Regions from separate parts of the Homo sapiens genome. Here region 2 is linked to region 1. A link is a loop called in an ENCODE intact Hi-C map of the cell type or tissue named here. Cell type or tissue: A673. All regions are shown on one strand. Links, peaks and the distances in the headings refer to the core of each region. The heading gives the core; the rest is flanking DNA. Region 1 overlaps LINC00882 (long intergenic non-protein coding RNA 882). Region 2 overlaps LOC101929485 (a long non-coding RNA gene).

Region 1 (11,478 bases), core at 1,066-9,065:
TCCACCAAATATTTATTGAGAACCTACTATGTGTGCCTAACAATATGGTTGACATTAAGGTTCCAGGGAGCTTAAATATATTGTAACAGTAAATTATTTCACTATGAATATCATAAATTTGAGCACTGTAGCTTGCAGTGATACATCTGTCTAATTGGATCAGTTTTAGATGAATAGCTTTCAGATAACTTTATTTTTATGTGTGTTTTAAAATTTTTTATTTAATTGACAAATAATAATTGTACATATTCATGGGATACAAAACGATATCTTGATACATACAAGGTACAGTGATCAGAAGACTTAAATAAGCATTCTTCAGTAATTTACTAGGAAACTTAATTCAGATTATGGCCTTAATGACTACTGAAGTTATGTTTTAGAACATCTAATCTCAGCACCTTTGTCCACCTGAGGAAACTTCCAACTATTTCAAGTCTTTGACCATGATTATGGTCAAGGAGAATTTCAAGGGGATAAATGTAAAACAAAACAAAAGGGGACTTTTGATACCATTTTTAAAAATGAACTTATCAGAAGCAATTTGTAATTTGTGAAGGCAGTGGCTAAGTTTATTTAGAGACTACAAAGCAGATTAAGCAAAATTTTCCTTTTTGCAAAAATCAGGATTTTTCATTACCTGGCTTATAGTCACACATCACCAGAGTGTGGTACAGTACACAGAATATAGCAAAGAAGAAAACAAAGATGTGGCCCTTACTCTGAAGAAGTTTTCAATCTATTAAGACAGATGAAGTTGTAGAAAGGGCACAAGCTTGGAAAAGTAGCCAAAGAAGGGTCATTCAACTTTAAAGAATGGATAATATTCGCAGAGGCAAAAAGAGAAAGCTGAGAACAACCAGGTAAGAGAAATAGCATGAGAAGTATTTTAGGATGATGATGAACAAGGCAAGTTCAGGGATGCTGAGGGGACCAATCTGACTTAATATGGGTGTGAGGGGTGAGGGCGAGGAGGGGGCACATTTGTCAAGAGATTCCTTCATTCTGGAAGGAAAAGAGGCAGAAGGGAGTAAATGAGAATTTACGGCATGTTTGAATATATATGTGTGGGAGTGGATATACGGATGGGTAATCTGAACTTAAGGCTCCTACTCCACAGACTGTCACATGAATAATGATATCCTCAATGGTATTTCAAAGCACAATATTCAAGCTCCTACTGTCATGCAATATTTTTTCCACAAAATTTGTTGAGCCACCTGAATGTTTATTAAATACTGACATGGACAAGCTTATAACCAAACTAAACAAGTCCAGTATCTTCCTTCCAGACAGCCCGCCCCATACTACCATTCTGTAATATCCCAGAATCCTAGCATCTAAGACCAACAGTCTGTGCCTCTTATCTCTGGAGACAGAATTCAGATGTCTTATTTAAAGCTAGAAGGTGTCACAGTCCCTATCAGAAACCTGTTCATCCTATTGAGGGGCTGTCCACTGTCAGTACTACCAAAACTTGAAGTATCAGTTCACAACTGAAATCTGGACTTACCAATAATGTCATCTTTTCATCACTCTGCCCCTCATCCCATCAAAAACCTCCACCATGCAGTCAGGAGACCACCCCTCTGCCTCTATCCCAGAGCTATACTGAAACAAGGGTGTCAAATTGCACTAGAATTTTTAGGGTTTACTTAAATAGCTTCTTCTCAGGCTTCAAGCCTGCCAGTTACTTGCCTGGGTTGGGGCAGATTTTATTGACTGTCAGTTTATAAACTTCAACCCACTCTACACCTCTGACCACTGGATGAGGCACAGGGCAATCCCACTCCTCAACTGTTATTTTTAACTACATTGTAACTTCAGAAGATTTGTTGACTTCCCTGAAACCAGGAATTGCCCACAATCCCATGTCTACTCTGGCAGTATCAACAATATTTAATTTCAGAGATAAGAGTTTACAGTTTTGATTTTTCCTCTCCACTTCTTCATAGCCACCAAAGGGACCTGAGCTCCTCGTGGAAAGTTACCCACTCTTTTCCACGTGCCCTTCAGTACCACATCTCAACACTTTCATTTTTAAAAACTAAATTCCACCGGGTGCGGTGACTCACACCTGTAATCCCAGCACTTTGGGAGGCCGAGGCAGGCGGATCACGAGGTCAGGAGATCAAGACCATCCTGGCTAACACGGTGGAACTCCATCTCTATGAAAAATAAAAAAAAATTAGCTGGGCGTGGTGGTGGGCGCAGGAGAATCGCTTGAACCCAGGAGGCAGAGGTTGCAGTGGGCCAAGACCGCGCCACTGCACTCCAGCCTGGGTGACAGTGCGAGACTCCATCTCAAAAAATAATAATAATAATTAAATTAAATTCCACATTCCCAGATACTTGTCATAGATTAGGAAGAGATCATTTCAACTAGTACCTAGAAAGGAAGAGAAAAGAGAGACAGGCACAGAGACTATTGAAGTCTTAGACTATTATTACATTGGTTCTCTTCTACCATGTTAACTGTGTTTCAACAAGTAGGTTTAAGGCTAAATGCAGCTAATTTAGTGATTATAAAAATAATCTACAATTGACTGGAGCAATAACATGGTGAATAAAAACATTTATTGTAGCTTCATTAAAAACTGGCATTTATCTCTCAAGTTTTTCCAAATGGTGTTTGAATAGAAATGATATATTTTTAAGTAATTTATTCCTCAAGTTTAATATGTGGATTTTTATGATGATAAAGCATTATAAAATGTTAAGTAGTTATTTGCTAATCTTCTCAGGGCTGTCACATGAATAATGGTATCCTCAATGGCATTTCAAAGCACAATATTCAAGCTCCTACTGTCATTCAATAATGTCACTTCTCAGGCTGTGACAAATTAAGAAATATGATGCAAATATGTTTTCCAAGATTAAAACAAAAGAATGCAATTGAAAGAGTGTAGGAAAATTGGCATGTCTTCATGTCTTAAACAGAATCATAATACTGTCTGCTCAAAATCCAAAATAAAGATAAAAATGGAAATTTAGAATGGTACACTAAGATATTCAATATAAGTTGAATGTAACAGCCTACAAGTCACCAAGACTTCACCAATTCTACGACATCTAAACATCTAAGCTTAATATCAAAATAGCAAGTGACTTAATATTCAGAAAGGAACAGGCACATTTAGGCCACTTTAGTCCCTTCAGTACAAACTGAATACAGCTGTGGATAAAGAGTCTCAATTGTTTCCAGTTTCTGAGAACACATTAGGCCACTTAATATAACATCCTGGTATATTATTTGCTTTTTTTATTAGCCAAACAAGATAGACTGATTGATTGAGTCACTCACAGGTATTCATTCCTTCAACAAATATTTATTAAAGGATTATCATGTCAGACACCAGGCTAGAGGATTTTCCCACATCACTTAATTGAAATTCAACAAGTATTCTGTTATAATGAGGATTCAATGAGTTAATATTTGTACAGTGTTTAAAACAGTGTGTGGCACATAGTAAGTGCTATATGAATGTTTGTTAAATAAATTATGTTGAAGAGTCGGTTGTAATATGATCTTTGTACAAGATTTTGATTGTTCTATTTCTTGTCTCTTAAAAGTTTCTTTCTTTTTTTTTTTTTTTTTTTTTTGGAGACGAAGTCTCGTTCTGTTGCCCAGGTTGGAGTGCAGTGGCACAATCTCAGCTCACTGCAAGCTCCGCCTCCCAGGTTCACTCAATTCTCCTGCCTCGGCCTCCTGAGTAGCTGGTACCACAGGCGCCCGCCACCACGCCCGGTTAATTTGCGTGTGTGTGTGTGTGTGTGTGTGTTTAGTAGAGATGGGGTATCCCTGTGTTAGCCAGCATGGTCTTGCTCTCCTGACCTCGTGATCCGCCCGCCTTGGCCCCCCAAAGTGCTCGGATTACAGGCGCGAGCCACCGCGCCCTGCCAAAGGTTTCTATAGGCATAAAAGAACAGCAGGGTCCTAAGATACCAGCCAGGAAGCCAGGCACAGGAAACAACTAAGTCAATATATGCCCATATAAAAATCACCTGATGGTAAATTTCTCTGGAAAAATTCTATAGGACTGACATAATAGTTTTTATATCACTTTTAAAATTTTTTTTATTTTTTTTGAGACAGAGTCTAGTAATCTCACCCAGGCTGGAATGCAGTAGTATGATCTTGGCTCACTGCAACCTCCACCTCCTGGGTTCAAGCAGTTCTGGTGCCTCAGCCTCCCAAGTAGCTGGGATTACAGACGCACACAACCGCGCCCGGCTAATTTTTTGTATTTTAGTAGAGACTGGGTTTCACCATTTTGCCCAGGCTGGTCTTGAACTCCTGAGCTCAGACAATCCACCCACCTCGGCCTCCCAAAGTGCTAGAATTCCAGGCATGAGCCACCCTGCCTGACCTAAAATATTTATTTAGCATGTACTTATGAAGTAGTATACACCAGGTTCTATTCTAACTGCTTTACATATAATAACTCATCTAATTCTCAGGCTAACTCTATGATACTAGCATTACTCCACTTTATGGATGAGGAAACTGAGGCACACAGAAGCTCACTAACTTGCCAAAGTCATATAGATAATAAGTGGTAGGGCCTACATTCCTACCCAAGTACCCAAGTAGTCTGGCTCCGGAGCTCAAGTTCGTAAACACTAAGTGAACATGTCGGCATATGAAGGGGTCAGCATTTATAAGAACCCTCACAGCCTCTGTCTCCCTGAGTCAGCATTGTTCTGTGTGCATCAACTGACTTGTCGTGTAACCCCATGATCACAGATTTTACTTTATGAAAAGAGATGGTCAAAGGACACTTTTGAAATATTCCTAAACCATACAAAAAGTCTAAAAGGAAAACTGAGGTGACAGATTATAGTTCAGGACTTAAATCAGTTTCAAATTTGACATGATCATAATTAATCACTTTTGTGTTCACACGTATTTTGCAAGAAGACTTAGAATCCATCATGTACTGACAAAGAATGAAGTAAGCGTACCTAGACCCTCCTCAATTGAATAGAGGACATTCCAACTCCTTTGCCCTGGCCCCTGCCCACTGCCCTAAATTAATTCACTATAAATAAGGACATCTAAGCAAACTACAGATCACAAGGAGTAGTAACTACCAACAAACATGAAACACTACTTTTCCATACTAGATAAATTGCAACAATTGTGGTAGAATAGCTTTGAAAGTTGTATTGAATTTAGAAATCTGGCTTTAGGAAGTACAGCAGAGGAAGCCAACTTTTCTGAAATAGCCAATAATGCAGAAACACTTTAAATGGTATTGAATGCTCCCCAGTTTCCTGAGGACCAAATAGATATTTCAGCAATTTATCAAGAACAATTAATCCTAGAAAATTGCCAATAATTCCTCTGTCTCAGAAAGAACGACCCATCTGCATTCTCGCCTTCCAAGAGCATGGCAGAGTTTGTTTCTCAGTTCTTCCCACAATTCAACTCTGATAAGTGAAATAAGGAAGGAGCTAAAAAGCGTGAAGAAATTTTTCTAAAATGTTTACAACCACAGAACCTGCCAACTGCTGCTTCCCCATTAGCTGAGTATGTTTTGGGCCACTGAAGCTCGGGTGTCAGCTCCTGGCTTGACGACGATTCCGTAAACAAAGAGACTTCAATATGTTTTATGCCCAAAATGCTCAAAACAGACACAGAGGCTCACAGGCCTGATGCCTGAGCCTCCCGCAAATGCTCAGCCAAACCACTCTATCAATCACGATTATTTGGTGCCCCCCTCTGGCCTTACTGCAGCAATTTCATTTAGCTTTCCTAAGAAACTGAAAAGAATTCTGAACGAAAGTCCAGGGTGCAATCACAAAAATCTGCCTGCAAGAGAAACCTAGTTTTGTCTGCACTTATAATAATTACTCCAATTCTCAATGGCAGAGGAAAATTTGGCAGGGCTGACTGCATGTTAAAAGCATGGTGATAAGAATGTTATATCACCATAACGTTCTTAAGGTGATATAATTTTGCTTTATGTATTTTTAAACATCCCCCAAGGAGATAGAGAGCTCTATCAGTTCCTCACAGTTAAGATAACTAGGCTACCTGGGCTCTGCTCAGAAGAATAAGTCAATTTACTCTGGAGAAATAATTCTGTGAAACTCAGACAGAGTTAGAACATCATGCAGTTGAAAACTGTATCAAAAACTCAGGCTAAACAATATTACTTATTAAGGTCATATAATACATATACGAGTTATTCACTAGCTCTTACCCAAGTTCCCTGGGTAAGCAAACTACAGAGACAAGAGTTTGTGTCCAGTTCCAGAGAGCTTCCAGGCTCCCAAAATGAATTTTGTCTCCAAATCCAAGGCCTCCTTCACTGTGCGCTTCCCCCTCACTGGCTCCCCCGACCCCCTACCCCCAACCCCCACCGGGACTGAGGTGACCATGCTCCTTCTGTTGGGTCAACATTGTCTGATCTGTTTTGGGGACAGCACATACAAGACTTTCCAGCCATGTTATGAAAGGGCTAGGCAAGGGGACGAGGCACCTCACACCCACATTACTGAGAGCGAGTGGAGTAGTACAAGTGGCAGAGATAGGCCCTATGGGGTTTCCAGAGCAGCTCTGAGGGTGCTAGATCCTAACAGGGCAAGATGACAAGGGGAAGTCAAGCTGTGAAGGCAAGAGGGAGAGGAGCCAAGGAGGTTCCTGTGGGTCAGAGGAAAGTGACTGTGGAGGAAGTCTTTGTCCAGGGCTTTGGGTGTTGGCGTCAGCTCCTCACGCAGCAGGTATAAGACAGACGGAAGGCACATAGGAACATTCGTAACTCTTCTAACTCTTCTAACATCCCTAACTCTTCCTTTCTTGCCCCTTTCTTCAGAGTTTGGAAACTCAGAGACCTCCAGGATTGGAACATGCAACTGATTCTTATTTGAAAGTGGTGAAAAACAAAACTGAAAAAGTCGGTGAGGAAAAAAGATCAACTAAAATTCAGCTTTGGGATAAGGACGAATTTAGCACCTTTTCTGGAAATCTCTGAAGCAATTACATTTGTACCCAGTAAATATTCTCATTTGGAAAAAAAAAACTGCTCAAGAAAGAGAGTAATAAAAATAACCACAATGAGGGCTCTCATTAATACTGGATCTTATGGAAACCAATTGTTCAGTCCCTCAACAAAAGACCAGATGGGCAGGAAGCTAAATATACACCATGCACTAAACATTATGAGTATCATAGTTTACAAGTCAAAGGGGGCTCTATTGAAGATAGTTCTATTTTCCCTCTATATTATCTGCTAGACAATACCTGATAACATTATCCAAGTAAATGACAACTTGATAAATAGTAATTTCCAATGGTGAACAGAGGTGACATTTCCTCATTACAAAAATATTTTCTTTGGCAGATGAGATTAACTGAATAAGAAATCCACTGACACTGAAATCACAGAGCCAAATTCCCTATCACAGCACTTATCACATTGCGTTAGGGTTGTTTGTTAAATATCTTTACTTACTTTCCTATACGCTATAATATTTGCTTTTTTCTCCCCAGTGCTTTACAAGGGGCTTGACATACAACAGGCACTCAAATAATGTTTTTTTTTTAAATTTCAATTGAATGTCCCTTTTAAGGGCATTTGCTCACTGATTTAATAAGGGAACAGTAGCCTGAAAGTACAGGTTCTGATCTTTCACAGGTAGGTAAATTTTTTAAATGAATGAGGGTCTGATCTGAAAAATACTGAGGAATTTTACATCAAATGTTTTAGCGCTGTTTCATAAGAAGATAGGAATTCTGGCTCAAGTGGGTGGTTATCAGTTTCTAATCAGTGATCCCATTTTAGCACCCTCAAAGAGGAACAAAATAAATTACCTTCTATTTGTGAAATGAAAAAGTAAAAATGTAAAGCAATTTAAACTGAGAATACCTATATAAAGGAAAAAAATTGTGAGGCTCAATCTTAGGTTTTAAAAAGGATTTCAAAACAGCTTTCCAATACTTCTAAGACTCCCATGAAAAAGATGAGATTAGAATATGAAGTAACAATTTCCTCCAAAGTATACACATGAAAGTTGGCACAGAAACACCGTTTATTTGGGCAATGACTGAAACAGTTGGCCCATTTAATCAGACAAGTGGTTTGAGTTCATCTTGTTTCCACCTGCACAGAAGTACAGCACAACAGGACAGACAAGCCCCCAGCAGGGAGGTCGAAAGAATGCTTTACCCTATCTGATTCAGTGATCCTCTTCTGACGTTATGTCCATACTGAAGGGGATAATAATGCATCAGATGATTTCAGGTAACTTATCTCCTCCCCTCCTTCTTACCTAGCAAGTAACATAACTCACCTGTCTCACGTGCAGAGGAGAAGCACAGCCTTGAATCACAAGTAGGTCTGGGAGCAGCCCTAGCAATGCCTCTTGGGGCAAGCTTGTCCCATTCAATAAGCACATCTTTCCAAAAGACCAACAGCCCCTCAATGCAGAGACCAGAAATTCCAACAGCATTCTCCTATCTAAGACATATGCCTACAGGAGCACAGATATTTTTAGGAATAATAACAACTATAAAATCATGTTTGATTTGATTCTATTTTTTGGCTTCCTGCATACATATTTGGTATGATCCTTGTACCAAATCAACCATTGTACCATCTGTAGCAGAAAAAGACATATGCAAGACTGATGACTTCCTTATCCCACTGCCCTCCCTACGCTAAAATTAATAAGAAGAGAAGAAACGTTAAGTCATTAAAATTCTTCATGCAAGCACGGCCTCTCCCTGCTCCCCACTTCACACACTTTATCATCTGTGAATGACTATGGACTTACAAGTTTCCAATCTGACTTCCTCGGGAGATCCAATGAGTCTGTCTATATATGGCATGGAAGCTTGCCCCTCTCTTTAGACATTTTATGCAGTTCTGAGGATGCAACAAATCTCATTTGGGAGCTGCACACCATCACCCACATATTAAATTGTCACCCGGAGTAATAAAATTCACAAACTCCATTTCATTTTTTTATCACCATGTTGCCTGATAATATAAAAAGGTGTCATATACCTTTGATTTGTAGCTTGTGTGTTTGTGAAATAGCCCCTCCACAAACAACCTGATGAAGTCAAGGAAGCTGAATGACTTTTTTTTTTAATGCCCAAGTCTATTTCCCTGTAAATATTCATGTGCATAAACATAAAAGTGTTAAATGGTGTGAAATCTTGGTAATTGCACAAGTAGGAAAAAGTCATAGCATGATTGTTCTGAGTGAGGTAGAAATTTCTAGACTCACTGCCTGTATCAAAAGCAGTGACCCCAAATTACATAGGCACGTATGGCATTTCTAGACCTTCAAATTACTGACTAAGATATCAAAAAATGCCACATTGGTCATATATAATTGAAAAATGGCTATCTGCTCTTTCACAGCTTTCCTTAATTTAGGTGTCTTTTGTGATATGCAAAACATATTTATACCTGATCCATTTTAACAACCTGTTTCCTAATGAATATGTTTGTAGTTCATTTTGACAGACACTTGGCTAACAGTCATTCTTCTGCCACTCTTATGTGGGGGGAAGAGAATACCAATCAATCACAGATGCCATTTAGATTTCTAGTAATCATGTTTCCAGAAAAATAATAGAGATTTTGGTAGTCATGTGTGTTAAGATCATCGGCTATTCTCATCATTATTCATCAACTTGATTCTCTGTGGAGTGATTTTTAACAGTTGGAGGTGTCACAGACTCTTTCAAGGATATGATGAAATACCTAGGCTTCTCCCCTAAATAAAATAATCATAAACACTACTTTTTTTCTATAATGTAAGGGATTCACAGACTTACAAAGTTGATCAACCATGGATGATTTCAGGTTAACAATCTCTGCTCTAGGATTATGATTATAATTGTCTTTAAAACATCATTATGATGGCAGTGTGAAGAACAGGCTGGGCTAGGGGAAGACAGGCTGCACGGAATGTATTTGCCATTTTCATTACAGCCAGTGAGTGGTGAGGGTGATTTTACCAGAGTGCAGGCAATAGAAAGTAAAAAAAAAAAATAGGGAACAAAATCAACAAAACCTGGAGATTGAAAGGGGGTTTTATATCTATACAGAAAGAAAAGAAAAAGACCTCACTCCTTAGTCATGTCTGACATTTCAAAAAAAAAACATGAAGTAGAAAATCAGCTCTCCAAAGTTTTAAGGCTTTTATTGGTATATTTTTATTTTGCATGAAAATAACCCTTTGATAACTAGTAAATAAAGACTATCTGCACAGAATATGCTTTTAGTGATTAGATATATTTGCAAGTTGATTTTTTCTAGAATTTCTAAAGAAGGTTAGTTTCTCATTCATCTATAGGCCGTGTTCTATAAAGGTGTTGCCTTATGTTGCCAACAACACACTCATTGCACTTAAACAGTGACTGGAAAGGACAAATTTAAAGTGTCATTGCTTTAGAAGGAATAAGTAGTAGAGTATGTTCTTCACATAACCAGTGAATGTGGCAAAGGAAAATTAGCAAACAAAAGCATAATAAATTTATTTGGAACAATAGTAGATTGAATATGTACATCTATTTCTTCTCTGTCCTGAAATTTTCCCCAAATAACAATATGAGAAATAAAATATAAAAGGTACAAGTTCCAAGGAGAAGAAAATAATATAAGACTACTGAAATTGAAAGACTTCAATAATTTTTTAAAAGATAGAAAACAGATATAGGATTAGTAACAGACTTAATATATGAAAGAAGTATGAACAGAGTGTTCTACAAAGAGGACTCCTTGAAAGACTCTGGATTTGAACTATCAAAATAGTTACTCCTATCAAAATAGTTCAAATAGGAGTAAGATGTATATGATTATAACCAGAGGCATTAATTAAAATTCTTTATGTGAAAATATTAGATCAGGCTGGGCACCATGGCCCACACCTGATGCCAGCACTTTGGGAGGCTAAGGCTGGTGGATCACTTGAAGCCAGGAGTTTGAGACAAGACTGGCCAACATGGCAAAATCCCGTCTCTACAAAAAATACAAAAATTAGTCAAAGGTAGTGGGGTGCACCTGTACTCCCAGCTACTTGGGAAGCTGAGGCATGAGAATTGCTTGAGCCTGGGAGGCAGAGGTTGCAGTGAGCCAAGATCATGCTACTGCATTCCAGCCTGGGGGACAGAGCAAGACTGTCAAAAAAAAAAAAAAAATCTATAGGCCACTCTCAACCATCCTTGCATCCTTGGCAGCTTGGTGGTTATCCCTCTCACATCTCACCCCCACCATTACTGCTTCCTTAAAGGACAGGATCTGAAGGCTTCAGATTTAGGGCACCAGGCCTAAGTAGAAGGTAGGAAGGTGGGAACATGGAGCTGACAATAGGACTGAATAAGCAGTTTCACAGTGAATAGTAGATCCAGCCTCAGCCTCCTTCCTCCTCCCTGCTTATAGAATGCTAGAGCTGGGCTTAAAGCCCCATCCCAAGATAGTATATGAGAGGATGCCTCCCTAGAATAAATCAAATAGT
Region 2 (11,478 bases), core at 1,547-9,546, 500 kb before region 1:
GAACTGTATGTAGAAGAACTAATATGTAGTTGCCCCTAATTTCAAATCCCAAATATAGTCATATATAAGTATACATATATTTATAAATATTTATAAAGGTCTTCTTAAATATCAATCTATCTATCTATCAATAATCACCCTAATGGAAACTCCATTAGGGCGATTATTGATATCTAATCATTTAATTTTTATAAAAATATAAGCTCCATAAGTGGAAGAATTATTCTTATAGAATAGTCATGACCATATACTACCATTTCACATTTCTATGCTTGTATTCCTATATTTTTAGTGTTTATGTCCCTGATGGCTACAATACTACCTGAGTTCAATAAAAGCCAAGCAAATCTATTAATTTTTACCAAGAAATGTAACTGACAGGCATTCCTGATAGATCATACTGGAAAGAAAAGCTTTCTTAAAACAATCAATATACATAATCTGTTGTTAATATTGACTTGAAGAAAAATCGAGTTAATAGGTCTTCAAGAGCATTATGATCAATCTGTCATGGTTTTTCAGTACTCCCTTTGCCAAAGCTGATTGCATCTTCCTTGGATTGTGTATGACATAGCCTGAGAGTTGTGCTCTTTTCTAAAACTCTTCTAGAATGTGATTTTCTTATTACTTATCATTGAACAATTCCTATCACTCAGTTCCCTACTTTTATAACTTGATACAATTTCCAAGGTTACAGCTGTTATTTGTAACCTATGAGGCTCCTTGTTTTCTATTATTTCCCAGAAAAGTATTTCACTCTCACCTGAGATGATAGAGACAGGGCCCCTACCCCTAATGGCAACTGTAGGAATTTATTATCAGGGATCAGAACCAGAAACTTTATTATCACTGTTCATAAGTGGATGTATTCTCAACAATAAGGGCTAATGTTTTGATAGTCAGATAAGAATTCTCAAAAGTGTGCATATGTGTGCAGTGCTGGATGGAAGATGAGTATGTGTTCAATTGCTTTTAATCACTTATTTGCATTAGTACCACAGGGCCACTAACACGGCCCATGTTTTGTACAGCATTCTTTTTCTGGGAGTCCTGCACACTTGTAATGTGAGGAATTTCAACATACAGCTAAAGAAAAATGCAAGAACAACTCATTCATATATCAAACTCATTGAAGTTACCCCTATTATTCCAAATCCTAAATACAGTCATTCAGGTGATATAAATTAGGAATTTCTACTGTACAAGTACATAATGTCCTCAGTCTACCCTGTCATATTTTAATTTACAGTCTTATTATGATTAAGAGTAACTATTAATGACATAACATCTCTTTGTCGTTGCTTTTTAAACCACAAAGTGCATATTCTCAGTAAACAAGAACTAAAACCTCCCTAGAGGTAACTCATTGTTTTCCTGGTGGTCTTGAGATTCACTGAATTCCTTGTAGCTCTGTGTTTGTCTTTGGAATAAGATCAGAAAAAATAAGCTCAGGTCCACTCTAGAGGAACCTGAAAGATCTCTTAGACTTCTAACAGGAGGAGAGTTTTAGTCTCTTTTTCTCCCCCCTTCACTAAAACCGTATCCTTTTTGTACAACTGTCACTCAGTAGTAAGCTCAATTCTTTAGTATCATCTTCCCTCGTCAGGACCTCCTGGAGATACTCCAACGGAATGGAAAATATTTGAAGTTTCTTTAAAAGACTGGCTGGTCTATGTGTTGTCAGATTAATTTTCTAGGAAGCTGGAGGGTTCCCCTATGTAAATGAGAGTATGAATTTTGCATACCACAGGAAACTAAGAGAACATATTGGTTGTCTATCTTCTTACAGTCTTCTTCCTTTCTAATATAACCTAATTGTTTCAAATATGCTTTTCCTCCATGTACCTCATGAGGAACTGACCTCGTAACTACCTTAGCAGGAGTATCATGATTAGGTGACAGTCATGATCTAGATAGTTACCCGTGAATATGACAGATTTGGGGGAGAGGAGGGAGGGGATGTGTAATCATTAAGACGGGTCTTCATAAGGCTTCTAGGAAAGGTTTTCTAGTTCTTAAAAAAACACACTGAAAGAAGGGATTTCTTTTCTGCCTTTGGACACTGCTGCTTCTTGATGTGACCCAAGAACTGCTGCAGCAACCTGCATACAGGACAGGAAACCTGAGGGTGGCTGGACCCAGAAACAGAAAGAATCAGATCCTTCAGACCATTATTGAATTGTTGATCATACTGCTCCTGGAGTGGGCCTGTCTTCTTATTCCAACTTTCAGCTATGTAGGGAAAAAAAAATTCCCTTACTCAAAGTATTTTAAATCAGATTTAGAAACAATTTATTTCTGTCTCAGTGTCTTTGCTTACTTTTTGTTGTTGCTCACCACATGACTCAATGACAAAATCATTTTAATTTCTCATTGGTTCTAACGAGGCTTGCCAGAGAAAATACAGGACATTCCAGTAAACTTAAATTTCAGATCAACAATGAATCATTATTTTACAATAATTATGTTCCATGCAATGTTAGGGACATAGTAATACGAATAATTATTTGTCATCTATCTGAAATTCAAATTTAACTAGGATGTCCAAATTTAACTAGGATGAAACTCAATTTTAGAATATCCTATAATTTTGTCACATTTAGCAATCCTAGTTCTATTAGAACAATGTTGGGAAGAAGATTTTTAAAGTTACTTCTCAATAGCCAGTGGGGAGTAACATAAAATATTGTGCGTGATTTGATTAACAGGCATCTGACCTGATTCACAGGGCATTTGGGGATGAGAAAAAAAGAAACTAACTCAAATTTCTATTCAAAAACATAGATGTAATAGTCAAAATGCATATGTGCAAAAAAACAAATACACGATGCCCTGATGTATATTATGGAAATAAGCTAAAAAGGGGGGGAATTTCCTTTGACACCAATCTTGCATTACTGCTCCTAAAACATGCTTATGAAAGGCGTTGCAGTGGTCCCTCCTTATCCATAAGGAATATGTTCCAAGACTCACAGCCTTGGAAAGGGGTGCCTAAAACTACAGACACTACTGAACCCTATATATGCTATTTTTTCCCTATCCATACATATCCATGATAAAGTTCAATCTATAAATTAGGTACAGCAAGAGATTAACAGTAATAACTAATAATAAAATGGAACAATTAGAACAATATTCCTGCATCGCTACTCTTGAGCTTTGGAGCCATTACTAAGTAAAATAAGGCCTACTTAAACACAAGCATTGCTATACTGCAACAATTGATAGGTTAACCAACATAGTTACTAAGTGAGCTGATAACGAGGATAGCTACTAAGTGACTAAGGGGCAGGGTGTCGCATACGTGACTTGCATGCTCTGGACAAAGGGCTGATCCACATCCTGGGTAGAACCAAGCCAGATGGCGCAAGATTTCATCAAGCTATTCAGAATGGCTTGCAATTTAAAACTTATGAATTTTTATTTCTGGAACTTTTAATTTAATGTTTTTGAACAATTTGACCACAGGTAACTAAAAGTGCTAAATGCAAACCGCAGGTATTGGGGACTGTACTTATAAACTAACTCCTACTTTTTGTTATCAACCCAGGCTCACATCTGTTCAGATAGAGCTTTATATTGGAGATCTGCAGATATGTCATTTAGCCTCTGCATCAATTAAAAACAATTCATAATATTTAATGAAGAGAGATTAGGGAAAGAGTTAGCTAGTTTACTCTGTTGGTAAAAGTGCACGAGAATGTGATAAATAAAGTTCTGCATTTGAGGCCCAGAAAATATAAATAGAAAAAAAGAAATTTAAAAATGGGCATGTATTTTCTTATTTTTGTAAGTGTTTTTAAGGTTTTAAGCAATGTCTTTAACCTTACATTTTTAATGTCTAAAATGGGAAAACAACTTGTTACCGTATAATATTTTGTTGGTGGGTGTGAAAGCACTTCACAGATAATAAGTCCTAGTGAAATTATAAGTTAGCCTTATGAGTACCTCAGTTAAAATAGGTTCCATTAAAATCATCAAGTAAAGAACTCAAATTCTGGAAATACTGTCACCACTGCAAAGCACAAGTTGATTTCAACTTCTCTTTCGAAGAACCCATTTTACATCACGACTTCCCTCTAAAAAGGTCAATTTCTTTTGTGCAGATCGGATTATCAAATTATCCTGTGATGCAGATGCTCTCCATAGCAGGCAACTAGGTACTATGAACTCTGTAAATATTTTTCTAAAGAGCAAATGTGGACCTCTTTCTTCTATATTAATGACATTTATTTGAAAATTTTTTCTTAAATTTACAAATGAAGATTGTTCAACTTGTCATATTTGAAACTTTGACCTTCCAATTTGATTATGTTGACTTTCAGCATTTATCTGTAGAACTATAGATAAATTGGAATGCTTTATTAAAAAGCAATTCTCCTGCCACAGGGGAAATAAATGGAATAAGTTATTAAGTTCATTTTAAAACTTTGATTATTTTAGAACTAAAAATATACATTACCTACAGTAGCCTGTGGAAGCTAAACTGTTTTTGAGATCTCAGAGGTTTACAGGAAGAAATGTTTGTAAATTGTTAATCAGGATAAACACATTTCAATCAAACACATAGAAATTATAATTGTTCTTTAAAACTCTCACTTTCAAGATATTGCCAGAGTAAATGATTATCTTCTAATTATACAATTGTTCTTGCAACATTTCAGTTCCAATCAACATTGTTATGGTACAAAGATACAGAACAAAATGAAATATCTTTACTAACATAAAATAATCTATAATATTACAACTACACCTGCATTATTTCTAGGACCTTTGCCTCTTTTTGCACAAAAGAGAAAAGTTGATTAATTTCAACACTTTTTGAATTGAAATGTGTTTTCCTAATAGTACAATGGTGTTGTTTGGTGAGAAATGCTAATGCAAACTTAAAATATATTTGTGAGCACAGAAAAACTCAATAGCAACTTTTTATTTTATTCTATTTTATTTTATTTATGGCAGAAGGAAGGAAAGATAAGTTCGAAGAAGATATTTCTAGACATTAATACATACAAAAATAAAATTAAAAGTTCTCTAATTCATGTTAAAACAATTTGTTGGGGAAAAAAGAATTTTAAAGTGTGTGACAATGTCACCATAAAATCTTCAATTTAAAGGCTTAGATATGTCAAAAAGCTTTTTGATAGTTGGAAATACTTTTTTTTTTTAATTTTTTTGAGACAGAGTCTCGTTCTGTCACCCAGGCTGGAGTGCAGTGACGTGATCTCGGATCACTGCAACCTCCTCCTCCCAGGTTCCAGCAATTCTCTGCCTCAGCCTCCCGAGTAGTTGGGGCCTGCCACCACGCCCGGCTAATTTTTTGTATTTTTAGTAGAAACGAGGTTTCACCATCTTGACCAGGCTGGTCTTGAATTCCTGACCTCATGATCCACCTGCCTCGGCCTCCCAAAGTGCTGGGATTATAGGCAAGAGCCACCACGCCCGGCCTTGGAAATGCTTTTAAAAAAAGAAATAGAAAAGAAAATCCATAGGCCATAGAAAAAGAAATTATTGGTTTTGTAAGTATGCGGTTGTAAGGAATGTCCTTCTTGAAGAAAAGGTTTTTTACTGAGGATGGAGATAGATATGTATATATCTCATAATTCTCAGTGTTGAGAGAGATAGAGAAGAAAGAGAAGGAAGGAAGGAAGGAAGGAAGGAAGGAAGGAAGGAAGGAAGGAAGGAAGGAAAGAAGGAAGGAAGGAAGGAAGGGACATTTAGCTAATCAGAAGTAGAGTAGGCAATTTAATCATTGACCACAGTGATGCTAGTGATTGGTGTGAGGTTACTGTAGCCAAGGTGGTCAACTTATATGTCTAAGTGGGACAATCCCTAAAAGCAGTCAATAAGGTTCTACAGAAGTGTGATTCTCAGATTATTAGATCTCACCAAGTGAGATTCTTTGACATCCCAGTAGCAATTCTATGTCATTGCATTCATATTGCATTGCATTGACATTGCCTTCATATTGCATTTTATGACATCCCAGTAGCAATAAGCAATAAAACTAGACCTTAGTTCCTAATATCACAATTTATTAAAATAATTTAGGGTTGCTTGGAGAAATTGTTGACTCTCTGGCCAGGTAAGAGAAAATGCAAAATAAGCTTGAATAATCTTCTTATTTAAGAAAGTAATATAGTATTCAAAACATGATAAGGGCATGTCCAAAGGATATGGGAGTCTGCTTGGAGGATTCCAATGGCCAAATATAAGAAAAATAAGCAATAAAATAAAATAAATAATAAAAGCATATAATCTATAAAATGACAACAACAAAAAGGATTCACCAGTTTATGCTGAATGAATAAATGGTGTTGAAAGAAAATGGCATGCTCACAATAGAATGCCAACTAATAAGTGTAGAAAGGAGGATGTCTATAGAAAAATTATCACCCTGTAGTAATTTTTGATCTAAGCAAGGATCATCATGAAATATAAAACTAGCATGTGAAGGTTTTGAGTAATAGAATATTTATGTAGTCTCCAGGTATCTCTCTGAAAATTATTAATCACAAGGGAAATAAGGTAACATTTTAGTAAAGAAACCTTGAATACACCACCTTAACCATTTATTAAGTTAATATAATGGGTCAAGAAGACCTCGTATGGCTCCTGATAACCTGCTCTGAGAAGGAGGAAACATCAGTTCCATAAGATTCCTGTCTAAAAGGCATCGTCTGAGCCTAACTCAGGCCTATGTTGTATGAAGAAACATCACACAAACCTCAATTGAGGAATATTCTGCCAAAGAATTGTCCTGTACTACTCAAAAAAATCACGGTCATGAAGACAAAGGGGAATTAAAGAAGTGTTCCAGATTAAAGTGGACTAAAGAGGCCAGGCATGGTGGCTCATGCCTGTAATCCCAGCACTTTGGGAGGCTGTGGGGGCGGATCATGAAGTCATGAGTCCAAGACCAGCCTGGTCAGATGGTGAAGCCCCGTCTCTACTAAAAACTACAAAAAATTAGCCAGGCGTGGTGGCCGGTGCCTGTAATCCCAGCTACTCCAGAGGCTGAGGCAGGAGAATCGCTTGAACCCAGGTGGCAGAGGTTGTGGTAGACCGAGATTGCGCCACTGCTCTTCATCCATGGAGTGAGACTCCATCTCAAAAAAAAATTGACTAAAGAGACATGACACCTGAATGCAACGCCTTAGACTGGATTGGATCTTGGACTTGGAAGAAATAACTGTAAAGAACATTATTGAGATAATTAACAAATTTGATTATAGATTACAAGTAAGACAAATATTTTATGTGTGTAAAATTTTCTGATTTTAATAATTGTACTGTGATTATTGTCTTGCTCTATTTGGTGCTGCTATAACAGAATACCTAAGACTGGGTAATTTATAATCAACAGAAATTTATTGGCTCACAGTTCTAGAGCCTGGGAAGTCCAAGATCAAGTCACAAGCATCTGGTGAGGGCCTTCTTGAGTGCAAGAGAGTGAACCCACACAGGACTGGGTTCACTCTCTTGCACTCTTGCTGATCCTCACAAGGAAGAAGGAAGATCAGCAAGGGTGCAAGACAGTGAACCCAGTTCTATGCGCCCTTTCTATAATGGTATTCATCTATTCATAAAAGCAGAGTCCTCAAGACCTAAACACCTCTCATTAGATTCTACCTCCCAATACGGTCTCATTGGGGATTAAATTTTCAACATATGAATTCCAAAGGACCAATTCAACCCAAAGCATTCTGCCTCTGACCCATCAAATTTATTTCCTTCTAACATGCAAAATGCATTTATTTTAAAAGGTAGAAATAGGCAAAAAGAAAGTAGTAACAGGTCCCAAGCAAGTTCATAACACAACAGAGTGAAGAACACTGAATTCTAAGGTATGAAAATAATCTTTGTCGCCATGTTCCACCATCCAAACACTGGGAAAGGAGTTGGGCCCTAAGGCCTCAATAATCCCTGAAAACTACTGTTTTCTACTACTGTTAGAATGATACAGCAATTATTACCAGTACCCTACTCATGGTTCCAGCCCCTGTGACTTTTCTGGGCTCAGCCCACACAGCAACTGTCACAGGTTGGACTCATGCCTGCAGCTCTCCCAGGCTGGTATTGCACCCTTGTGGCTCTGCAGTTCTGGGGTCTTGAAGGTGGCTCCATTCACATGGATTCATTAAACATTGCCCTGTCAGGGACTCTCTGGGGTGACTCTGCCCCCGTGGCCAATCTCTACAGCATTCATTAAATCTAGATGGAGAAAATCATGTCTCCAATTGCCATGTATCCTGCATGATTATAAAACTAGCATCACATGAATGCCACTAAGGTTTATGGCTTATACCTCTAAAGTAGTGGCTGGAGACACACTTGGGCCTGCTTGAAACACAGCTGGGGTGGCTGAGAAGTGCAGCATCAAAATGAGGGAAGAAGAGGCCTAAGGTGGCTTTGGACAGTGAGCACTGAGGTCCCATGGGCACCAAGGATCTCTCCCTCAAAATCTCTCTGCCCTCAAGGCCCTGGCATTCTGGGCCTGTAATCAGAGTGGAGACTTGCCACTCTGAAATGCCTGCAGGGTCACTCCCCATTTCCTTGATGAATGGCTCCTGGCTTCCTTCTATCTACACTAGTCTTCTTATCAAACAGTCCTTTGGCCACACCCCTGTTTTTTTTTTTTTTTTTTCTCCTAAACAGGTCATTTATTCTTACATGGCCAGGTTGGGGATTTTCCAAATCTCTTCATTCTTCTACTCTTTTGATTGTAAATTTTAAGTCATTTCTCTCTTCTTGCATTTTACTATATATAGTAAAGAGAAGAGACAAAACTCCCTCAATGCTTTGCAGCTTACAGATTGCTTCTGGCAGATATCCTAGTTCATAGCTCTTAAATTCTGCCTTCCATAAAGCCCTAGGGCACGGATACAATTCAGCCAAGTTCTTTGCCACTTTAGAACAAGTGAAAAACTTGTTCTAACAAATTTAGAAATGCCATTGCCTTTCCTCCAGTTTCCAGTATCTTATTCCACATTTCCCTCTGAGACTTCCTCAGTATGGCCTTTACTTTCTGTATTTCTACTAACATTCTGTTCATGACTATAAACAGCTTTTATCTTCTTTTCATCTCTCACTAGCATTGCCCTTAATGTTCAGTTCACAGAAATTAGGACTTTTAAAGCCTGGTGCTTCAAATTCTTTCAGCTTCTACCCATTACCAACTTCTAAAACTGCTTTCACATTTTCAGGTATTTGTCAGCAATGCCCCACTCCTGGTACCAATTTCCTTTATAGCTCATTTTGTGCTGCTATAACAAAATACCAAATATTGGGTAATTTATAATGAACATAAATTTATTGACTCATGTTTCTGGAGGCTGGGAAGTCCAAAATCATAGCACTGACGTCTTGTGTCTGCAGAGGGTCTTCTTTCTGTGTCTTTACATGAAGGAAGGTACAAAGAAAAGAAGAAATAAATGTTGTGTCCTTACATGGCAAAAGAGTGAAAGAGAGTGAATTCACTCCCAAAAGCCTTTTATTATAGCAGCATTAATCTATTCGTGAGGGCAAAGTCCTCACAATCTAAAAACTTCCCATTAGGTCTGACCTTTCAATACTGTTGCATTCAGGATTAAGTTTCAAAATGAGTTTTGGGGGGGACAAAAACATTCAAACCATAGCAAGTATGAAAGAATGTTATTTTTCTTAAAAAGGAGACAATGAATTACTTAGGGTAAAGTGGCATTATCTGACATTTACTCTCATATAATTCAAGGGAAAAATACAACCAGACCAGGAGAGGGAGAGAATTATGCAACAAATGAAAACAATGTTAATTCATAAATCTGAGTAAAGAGTAAATGTAAATTCTTTACAGCATATTCAGACTTTTTAAAATAAGTATTAAATTAAATCAAAATTTAAATTTACCAAAATTCATTTTCTATCTGTCTCAATGCATGCTGGCTTCATGGATGTATAACCTACATTGTCACGCAGGCCTCATGTGCAGAAACTCCTCACACTTGACTTAATGCTGTCCTGTTGCTGTCTTAAAATTCTTAATAATCTTACCTTTGAATTGTATTTTGTAAGCCAAGTCACATAGAACAATGGAGCAAAGAAGATAAGCACAATATGTACACATTGTGCCCCGCTGCCATATATGCATATAGTGTTCATGGTGTCCTGAGAGTGCCTAATTCCAGTGGAACCACCATAAAAGCAAGTACAAGTAAGTGAGCTACTTCTTCAATGGAGTAATTATGCTAACAACCCAGAGATTCCATGCTTTCCTTTTGAACAGGGCTTGGTTCAAATACAGGAAAAAGGCGATGGCATTCTAAGAAACAGAAATGATCAAGGAACCCTGTTATATTTCTCTTATTTATGATATTCCTGTACTAACCAAACACCAAAGCTGAAAATAATGCCATAGAAGGAAAAGGAAAGACAGGGAGCTCATTGATCCTTTTTTTCAGTCCTTTCTTACTCAGCAAGACAAAGGTAAAGCATGTTAATAGACACTGCACACTTCAAGGAGCTAAAAACATTGGAGTCAGTTTTGTGCGGTATTTCCACTGTTCCAGTAAGAACAAAATAAATATGTGATATAAGCTACTAAATATGAATTGTGTAATTTTGGCTATTCTGGATATGAGTTAAATGTTCTTACTTTCGCATTTAAAACTTTCATTGTACACTACAAATATAAACAATAAACGCTACGCTAAAATTTAAAAGGCTAATTTTTCTTAATTTAGAAAAACATTAAATAGCAAATATAACCTCTGGAAAGTCAAGAAAGAAACTGCAGCAGCAGAAAAAACACTTTACATTGTAATACCTTTCATTTTTTTTTTTGCTTTTTGAAGAAGTGGCCTCACATTTTTCATGTTGCACTGGATCTGGAAGCTTGTGTATACTCAAATCCTCCCCAGTAGAAGCGACATTGTTGCATTATGTCAGAATCTCATTTTTACTTCTCTATCACTAACAGCATCTTTTAAATGTTTTCCTATGAAAACCTATGCAGTTCTCACTGCTCTGACTGCAGGGACAACCTTATTCATCTGATTTAGCTTCAAACACGGCACAAAGGTATGAATCTTTGGTATTTATAAAAGCTCATAAAACAATTCATTTTTAGAGCCCACCATTTGTGGAACAATGCTTAAAACCTGGATCAAATCCAGAGAAGAAAACCCAAGGAAGTCAGTGATTTAACCATTTGTTGCCAGAGGAACCACTGAAAGAATTATTTTGTGTCAAAAGTGGAAAAATCTGGGTGGCGTAGGAACATGAAAAGCTGTCCCCAGTTATAAGACTATAATAAGATTAGCTGCTGCCTGTTACTGAGTGCTTGCTATGTGCTGGACTTTCTGCCAGGTGCTTCACTAAACTTTTATTTCCTCCTTGAAACAGTTTTTTGAGGTAGATACTTTTATCTCATTTGATAGATAAGAAAGGGGCATGGAGAAATGGAAGGTCACACAACTCATAAGATGTACAGCTGATAAT

Evidence for each region. Peaks named below come from ENCODE experiments on the same cell type or tissue, not always from the same donor. Only the 100,000 strongest peaks of a DNase experiment are listed, where the experiment ranks them.
Region 2: a loop joins it to region 1, with 10 times the contacts of the local background. A loop is called at or near these places in 7 of 110 quality-filtered maps.

What each region holds. Positions count from the first base shown.
Region 1 is chr3:107,112,676-107,124,153 of GRCh38, forward strand. The region is part of intron 2 of LINC00882 (long intergenic non-protein coding RNA 882); the gene reads right to left. Among named protein-coding and RNA genes, the nearest start is that of LINC00882, 120 kb to the right of the region's middle. In A673, for the core only: a CTCF peak has its summit at 5,731 (motif pointing left); a DNase peak (open chromatin) is centred at 5,686; H3K27ac peaks cover 2,166 bases.
Region 2 is chr3:106,615,127-106,626,604 of GRCh38, forward strand. The region is part of intron 2 of LOC101929485 (a long non-coding RNA gene); the gene reads right to left. Among named protein-coding and RNA genes, the nearest start is that of LINC00882, 620 kb to the right of the region's middle. In A673, for the core only: no CTCF peak of the experiment used is centred there; a DNase peak (open chromatin) is centred at 5,685; H3K27ac peaks cover 4,173 bases.